Linked DNA regions of Mus musculus: region 1 is linked to region 2. The links are chromatin contacts, found by POLR2A ChIA-PET in ENCODE. All regions are on one chromosome and are shown on one strand. The core of a region is the stretch at or near the end of the contact, and the rest is flanking DNA. Distances in the headings are between cores, read along the strand shown. Region 1 holds the start of Cdc14b (CDC14 cell division cycle 14B). Region 2 holds the start of Zfp367 (zinc finger protein 367).

Region 1 (4,062 bases), core at 769-3,268, 120 kb before region 2:
GTTCCCCTAGCCTCCACTTTCAAGTACAGATATTACAGGCAGTGTGGCCACACCCAAGTGAATATGTTTAGCACATGGACTTCTAGTTCCCAAGACATGTCTGAATACTTAGGAGTAATAAAAAGCCTTGCTTTAAAAATATTACTTCAGCAGGATCATAACTATGCATCTGCAAAATAGGAAAATGCGTACACGGCATAACTATGTACACCTAAGATTTTTCCCTTTATTTAAACCATGTGCATTTTGTTAGACTTTCTAGTGGCCAGAATCTAGCCAAAGCATTCTATTTGAAGGTGAGAGAAAAATCAACTGACGTATGGAAAGTACTTGGCTGTTAGACATTCAACTAAGCCAGTCTCAAAAAGTAACGAATGTGGGCCAGGAATGTGGCTTGCTGGGGTAGATCATTTGGTCCAGCACAAGCAAGGGTTGAGTCCCAAAAGCTCAAAAAAAAAAAAAAAAAAAGGAACATACTAGACACACACACACAAGAGAGAGAGGGGGGGGAGAGAGAGAGAGAGAGAGAGAGAGAGAGGGAGAGAGAGAGAGAGAGAGAGAGAGAGAGAGAGAGAGAGAGAGAGAGAGAGAGAGAGAGAGAGAGGGAGGGAGAATCCAGTAAGGTGCCTGCAGTGGCTCACACCAGGAATCCCAGCACTGGAGAGGCAGATGCCATTTTCAGCCCAGTCTGGGCTGTGTAGTGGAACACTTTCTTCCATGTAATCCTATGGATTATAGTGGTGGTTAAAAAAAAAAAAAACAAACCAAAAAAAAAAAAACTTTTCATAAAATTTCTGATTGTGACATTTGGTGGCCCTTCTACTGTGAGTCCTTGGAACCGTGTGAAGGACTTTCTCTTCCTGGGCAAAAGTTTTTGCTAACACTACAGACATTTTAAATGTAAGGCCTTCGTTGATGTCCTATGGAAACCCGAAAGGTGAACAAGCAGGTTCTTAAGGGCCCCTGGCTAAGGAAAGCCAGTCCCATATCTTATCTTTTCCGAAGCAGCAGGCTTAAGGTAGGGCTTCAAAACAAAAGAAGCCTTCCCTAGGGGAAGGAACTTCGTGAAATCTGCATTTCTGAGAGGTTCTTTGGGGGAGGGGAGGAGGGACTGAAATTTATCCCTCTGACTCTTGACTTCCCTTTCAGACTAAATCGCTGTTGACTACAGTCCTGCCGATGGGGACTTTGGGACTACCGACTGCTTCCAGTCTCCTCGCCCAAGTAGATGCTACCGTGAAGCTGGGCTCTTCAAAATGGCAGCTATGGTCAAGTTCCAGAAAGATCTGATATCTTTTTAACCCAGTAGCAAAATATGGGGCGGTACCACTGCAGACCCAAAGGAGAAAAGGCCGTTTGCTCAGCTGGCCACATGCTCCAACACTTCGTGCTAAGTCGGACCGTGGCCACCTCGGCTACCCACAGCGAGAGCTAGCGCGCTCCTGGGTTCCGAGGTGAGGTGTCGGAAGGTTCAAACCACCGCGGTAAATCGCATCTCCAGGTGGTTTCACCGACGCTAAGAAGCCCTTATCGATCCGATCCGATCGGATAGGTGGGAAAACGGCGCTGGTCTGAACTTCTAAGTTCTGAGGTCCACTCTGCCTTGCGTCCACAGAGCTGAGGACCGTTTCAGCAGCCTACACACTCTCCTAGCAGGCGGCCATGACAAGGCTCCCTTGGCGCGAATTACAGGGGAGACCCAAGAAACACTTAAAAAAGAAAAAAATTCCATCTCAAAGATCCGAAGTGGAGTTATTAGGGTAGGGTTGTGCAGGAACTCGGAGACTCACTCGAGGAACTGGGGACTGAGGCGTCAACACCTGGACACAAGAGACAAAAGTTAGAGGGGTCCCACCAAGGGGGTCGCCAGCACGCTTTCTGCCCGATTGGCGGAAGCGCTCAGACTTTTCTTTATGGCGTCACCGAGTACCTGCCTGTAGGAAGGCTCCAGTTGCGTGACGTCACGCCGCACTGACCAATGAGCGGCCCGAGCCGGTAGGCCCCGAGGAGGGTTGTGGGCCCTTCTTTTTGTGAATGAAGCTCCACGGAACATCCCTCCTGGGGGTCCCCGGGAGCCGCGGCCCGCTGAGCTCGGACGCCACGGCAGCAGCGTCCCAGGGAGCGCGCGCTTTGCTCCAGCCACCGGCCAGCGCTGTGGGGCCCCCGGGTCGCGGGCGGCGGGAGACGCAGCGCGAGGACCCGGGCCGGGTTGCCGGGCCATGGTCGCGGTCCCCTGACGGGCCGCGACCGCCTCCATGAAGCGTAAGAGCGAGCGGCGCTCGGCTTGGGCCACCGCGCCCCCCTGCTCACGCCGCAGCTCGTCCTCCTCTCCCGGCGTGAAGAAGAGCCGCAGCTCCACGCCGCAGGAGCTGCACCGCCTGGAGCAGCAGGACGACCTGTACCTGGACATCACGGGTGAGCCCCGCCACACCCCCACGAGGCTCGCGCCTCCTCGAGCCTCTAGTCGCCCGTGCGCCCGCGGTAGCAACTTTACCGGAGATGGGCCGAGGGGTCACTCCTGCAAGTGAGTCCGGCCTCGGGAGCGGGGCGGCTCTGCCCTCGAACCCACCTCATCGCGGGATGAGCCGGCGCGGTTGTTCCCACGCGAGTCCGAGCCTCTGCTGAGTCCCGCTGGTCTTTGCTGTCCCGAGGGCCCAAAGCCTCGCTGAGCCTTAGCAACGCGTGGGATCCGGCCCGAGCCCCCGGCCGTCCGACACCCCCCCCCCGCCCCCCACGCTGTCGCGCCCTCTCAGGCCTCCTGAGGGATCTTTGCCCTCCCTCTCGTGCCTCCAGAAAGGTGTCACGTTGATGGCGTTTGAACCACCAAGCGTGCTAAGAGCTCAGAGGTGTCACTTTTGAGAAATCCCCGCCAGCCGGAGCGGGTAGAATAGCCGCTTTCGAGGGTGATTTTTTTTCTTGGTGTCTCAGTTCTTGAAGACGAAAGAAATCCGTTTTGGCAGCCGCTCGGTTTGCTGGGGTTGATAGAGAAGCCAGAGCTTTGCCTTCGTTGTACTGATGTACGTGGAAAAGCGTTGTCAGCTGCATAGCTGCCTGCGCGGTTGAAGGAAGGTGCCGCGTTTTCTGGGGCGGATGGTGTCCACCTCTTGGTGGGGTTTTTAGAAAAGGTTTCCAAGACTTGAACTTGGACTTTGCTAGGTGGGCTCTCGATTGGTGACATTTATTTATTTAGGAAGTGTTTAGACAAACAAATTTAGTAGAAAGTATATTCTAGATTAATGGGCAACTAGAAAGTAAGACCGGTTTTTAAAGGAAGCTGAGAGGAGAGGAAAGGGTTTTTTTTTTTAGCGTTTGAAGGAGGAAGACGAAGGACTTGTTTTAACTATAGCCCCTGACTAGTGTCTGCCCAGGTCTACCGGTGTGTGACCCTGAAGGAGGAGACACCCTTGCCCGGGTTCCTTCCAGAGACTTCGTGCTGGTTGAATCTGCACATTATTTCTGCTCTTTTTTTTGTATGGGGCAAACTTATTTTCGTATAGCTCTAAATTGTAAAGATACACAGAGTATACTGAGAAAACTTTGTGGCAAAGACAAAGAAGTGCCCCCTAAATGTAACAGATGTTGCCAAGTTCTCGTGAATCTTTCCAGAAATATCCTCCACTGGCACACATATGTATCTATTCTTTGCAAACCCATGCAGGATGGTATACGATTGATTTTTGCATTGCTCTGCACGGTACTTCATAGCAGAATGCTAGCCTCCAATTGATGTGTTCAAAATCTCATTTGATTTTAAATGCTTTGTAAGCCAAAGGGTGTGTGGCTTTAAAGGGTTAAACTATAAAAAATGTTTATGGATTTAAACGCGTTTATAGTTTTAAATGTTTTATGAACATTTTAGGCAGTTCTCTGTTGAATATTTAGGTGATTTTCAACAAGAAAAATTGTAAGGCTGGGTGTGGTAGCCCATGCCTTTAATTCTAGTACTTTGGAGGATCTTTGTGAATTCAAGGTCAGCCTTGTGTACTTAATGAGTTCTAGGATCTATGTAGAGAGTATCTTGTCTCAAAACAAAAAGAAAAAAATTGTAAGATTTAGGCAGTT
Region 2 (4,301 bases), core at 792-3,291:
CCTGTGGGCCTCTTGCCCAGCCCTTCATTCAAGTGTTCCTGATAGCTATATCTTTTTTTTTTATTTTTTAAACTTTCACTATCAACTATGAAACAAAGTATTTTAGTGGATTTGAAACAATGTAGTAAGGTTTCTGTTGTCGTTTACAATATTATCCCATTGTGGGAAACAAAAGCTGAACTTTCCGTTTCCAGATTGACTATTAAAATCAGACTGTATTTCCCGTCCCGCCCCCCACCCCCCCATACAGTAGATACAAGCTGTGGTACCCAGCCAGCCTCCAGAAAAGAAATCCAATTTAAAATGTTAAATGTATATGAGTGTTTGGCTTCCTTGAATGTGTATCATGTGCATGCATTGTCAGAGGAAGCTACAAGAGGGAAGCAGATCACCTGGGACTGAAGTCACATACTGCCACCACTGGGAGCTTGGAACCCAAGTCTCCTGGAGGAGCAGCAAGTCCTCTTAACCATGGAGCCATTTCTCTGGCTGCTTTGTTCTTTTTTTTTTTTTTTTTTTTTAAAGATACTTTTACTTGTCCCACTTCAAAGATACAAATTACTCAATGTATCTTCTTGAAACATTTCACTTCAGTTCACAAGTTACTTTCTCTCCATAAAGTCAAATTTGACTTCGGTATCTTGCTAGGTATAGTTTATTTACCCAAAATAAAGATGTGGCTAAAAATAAGGTCACACTATTGGCTGCTTTGATTTGTTAATTTAGGCAGTTTTCTCTAAAACAACACTCTGGTGCCTAAATTAATTTAGGCATAGCTTTGTATTTGATGGAGTTTAGTTACCGGTTCTATCGCTTAACCACTGGATACTCATTCAGATATAAAAATCTTTATGGAGTCTCTACTAGGAACAGGCTGCCTGGGAAACGCAGCAAGCAAATGAGCTCCAGTTGCCAGTTCTATCCTTTAGCCTCTAAAGAGATTTTTAAAAAATCTTTGAACTGCTACCACCATCAGACTGCCTGGGAAACACTGCAAGCAAGTACGACCGGGAGCTGACTACTGTGCGAATGGTTGCTCATGCGTCCCACCGCGGTCCCGAGCCTGGCAGCAAGAACCAATAGTCCGGGAACCGTAGCAGGGCTGGTCACGGGACTCACATTAAGAACCCATGCCCTTAGGCAGGAGTGGTGACTCACGTCTTTAGTCCCAGTACTGGGTGTGTGTGTGTATGGAGGGGGGGGGGCGAATGGGATCTCTGACTTCGAGGCCCTCCTGGTCCCTACATAGGGAGTTACAGGGCAGCCAGGACTCTATAGAGACCCTGTCTCAAAACAAAAACAAGCCGGGCGGTGGTGGCTCATGCCTTTAATCCCAGCACTTGGGAGGCAAAGGCAGGTGGATTTCTGAGTTCGAGGCCAGCTTGGTCTACAAAGTGAGTTCCAGGGCAGCTAGGGCTATGCAGAGAAACCCTGTCTCGAAAAACAAAACAAAACCAACAACAACCCCCCAACGCCCAAAAAGAAGTGGTGCTTTGCTGGCGCCTTGAGCAGCCGTGGGTGGGGTGGGGTGGGACGGGCGCGGCCTCAGCCCTTTAAACTGGCTGCGCGCGGGAGGGGGCGGATTGGGTGGGGCGATGGGGAGGGCCCTCTCCACTGCAACTTCTCCAGACTCCTACCCTCTTTACACCCCCTCTTCTTCTGGTGGGGGAGGGACCCAGCATGCTCGCCCCGCCCACCACCACGCCCCTTTCCCGCAGCTCCTCCAATCAACAGCCTCTTTCCCCCTCCCCACCTTCGCAGGAGTCATCCGGCCAGGGTGGGGCTCCCGACGGGTGTGTCAGGACAAGACGCGCGCTCCTACAGACTTTCGAACGCAGTTGGCCCTCCAGACAAAAAAGTATGAGAGCGGCGGCCAATGACGTGGCAGTAAGGACCCGCGCTCGAATTGGTTCCGCCCCCTCCGGACGGAACACAGCCTGGACCCGGCTATTGGCTCTCGCGACCTGTCACTCGTCGCGGTGGCCAGCCGCAGGGTCCTCGCGGTGACTGGTTCCGCCCAGGCGCGAAATGTAACGCGGGAAAAGCCGAAGCGGGGACCGCGGCGGCAGGTTGTTATTCTCGGGGACTCGGCGCCTCGCGTCCCGTTTTCCTGTCAGCAACGCTGCTGCAGCCTGATCGCCCGGAGCCGCCTGCCATGAGCCGGCGGCTGTGAGGCGCCGAGACGTAGCAGCGCGGGCGAGCAAGGCAAGCTCGGGCCGCCGAGAGCGCGAGGGCTGCAGACGAGCCAGCATGATCCGCGGCGCCCCGGCACCCATGGCGGAGCCGCCGCCGGTCGTCTTCTGCCACGACTCCCCGAAGCGCGTACTGGTATCGGTCATCAGGACCACGCCGGCAACGCCTCCGTGCAGCAGCGTGGGGGAGCCCGAGCCGCCGCCGCCGCTCGTCCCCACTAGCCCCGGCTTCAGCGACTTCATGGTGTACCCGTGGCGCTGGGGTGAGAACGCGCATAACGTGACGCTCAGCCCGGGGGCGGCGGGCGGCGTCGTTTCAGCCGGACTGCCCGTGGCGGCTGAACTCCCGACGCTGCGGGGTGCGCCTCAGTCCTCCGCCTCCGTGGCCGCCGTGTCGGGCGGGGAGGACGAGGAGGAGGCGAGCAGCCCAGACAGCGGCCACCTCAAGGTGAGTGGCTCGGGCGGCCCCGGGCGCGGGGCGGCCTGGGGCCCGTTAACGGCGCCGCTCGCCAGCGGGGCGGGGCCGGAGAGGAAAAGCGGGGTGGCGGGGGCGGTGGCTGACAGGACGCTGACGTCACTGCCGCGCGCCAAAACCGGACCTTTGGGGGCAAGGTGGTCATGTGACGGGTGCGGCGCGAAGGCCGGTCTGAGGGCAGCAGGTGCAGCGGGGTGATGAGGGGGAGGCTCGCTGTGTCCAGATGCCTTGCACTGCTGTGCTTGTAACCTCGCGGCCTCGGCCTGCTTAGATGTGGGAAGGAAGGATGTGAGCATTTGGCTCCAGCCCACATTGGGGCGGGGGCCAAGTATCGCACTGTATCCCTGGCCTGCCTGGGACTCTCAGAGTTCTACTTTCCGAGTGCTGGAATTCAAGGCTAGCGACACCATGCCCTACTATACCCTTTACATCCGGAGCAGCTGAGGGTTAGGGAGTTTGTTAAAGCGTCTTCATGAAAATCGTATGTATAGCTAGCTAGTGGGAGTGTTGGCACACGGTGACTGTGCTCGGAAGGAACCGGGAGTGTGTTTATGGGGCTAGACTTAATACTGGACATTCATCAGAGCTCAGGAAGGTATCGGTAAATCTGTGTGTCGAATACATGGTATTGCAAGATAAATATGCAGTTTTCTGTTGTTGGTTGACTGCCAGAATAACTTGATTTGCTACAGGTGTAGCAAAGCAAATTACCCAGCGGATTAAGGGATGCCTAGTTTATCAATTGAAGCAAGTTTGGTAACATTGTGTATGGGCGGTAGCCAAAAAGGTGAAACTGTTTTGTGTGAGGAAGTAGGTACTTAGCTAGTGGTATTATTATAGAGCAGTAAAGTTGAAACTTGCACCACAGTGCATATTTGAAAGAACAGTAGAGATGTTGGTAGTAGAAACTGCGTTGGTGTAAGGAACAGCTATTGTTGCTGGCTTCAGGTCGCCCCTCCTGACATGTCATCTTAGGTACTTTAGGTATCTATAACTTTTGTATTAATTCAATATTTTAGTCCTTAGAAAATGCATTGTACAGTTAAGTGACATACAAAAATACCGTGGAAGTTTCTTGTATTTGACTTTTTAAAGTTGTAGTTAATTTATATTGTGTCTGCACTTGTGTATGACTGACACTGAAGTCAGTTTTATGAACCACTTTGAGGGTGCTGGGAATCTAGCTCAAGTTCTTTGGAAGAGCAACAAGTGCTTTTAACCATTGAGCTATCTCTCTGTCCCCTTTTCCCCTCAATTTGATTTTTGGATTATCAAAAAAAAAAAAAAAACTGTCGTAAATCAGTGGTTCTCAACCTTCCTAGTGCTGCATCCCTGTAATACAGCTCCAGTTGTGATGACCCCAACCATAAAATTATTTTCGTTGCTACTTCATAGTTATAAATTTGCTACAGTTATGAATCATAACGTCAATATCTGTTTTCCCCAATGACCTTAGGTGATCCCTGTGAAAGAGTTGTTCGACCCCCAAAGGGGTCTGGACCCCGTAGGTTGAGAACTGCTGTTGCTTGTATTTATTTGTTTTTCCAGACAGGGTTTCTCTGTGTAGCCTGGACTGTCCTGGAACTCACTCTGTAGACAAGGTGGCTTCAGTCTCAGAGATCCTCCTGCCTCCG

Evidence for each region. ChIA-PET counts read pairs that join two places held with the same protein, here RNA polymerase II (POLR2A).
Region 1: POLR2A ChIA-PET joins it to region 2 with 13 read pairs in Patski. The contact joins the promoter of Cdc14b here to the promoter of Zfp367 in region 2. POLR2A ChIA-PET finds 5 or more read pairs at or near these places in 4 of 5 experiments (Patski and embryonic stem cell).

Annotation. Positions count from the first base shown.
Region 1 is chr13:64,272,944-64,277,005 of GRCm38, reverse strand. It overlaps Cdc14b (CDC14 cell division cycle 14B), which reads left to right and starts at 2,018. Exons shown (of 14, transcript NM_172587.3): 1 at 2,018-2,415. The coding sequence starts at 2,256.
Region 2 is chr13:64,150,939-64,155,239 of GRCm38, reverse strand. It overlaps Zfp367 (zinc finger protein 367), which reads left to right and starts at 2,041. Exons shown (of 5, transcript NM_175494.5): 1 at 2,041-2,640. The coding sequence starts at 2,251.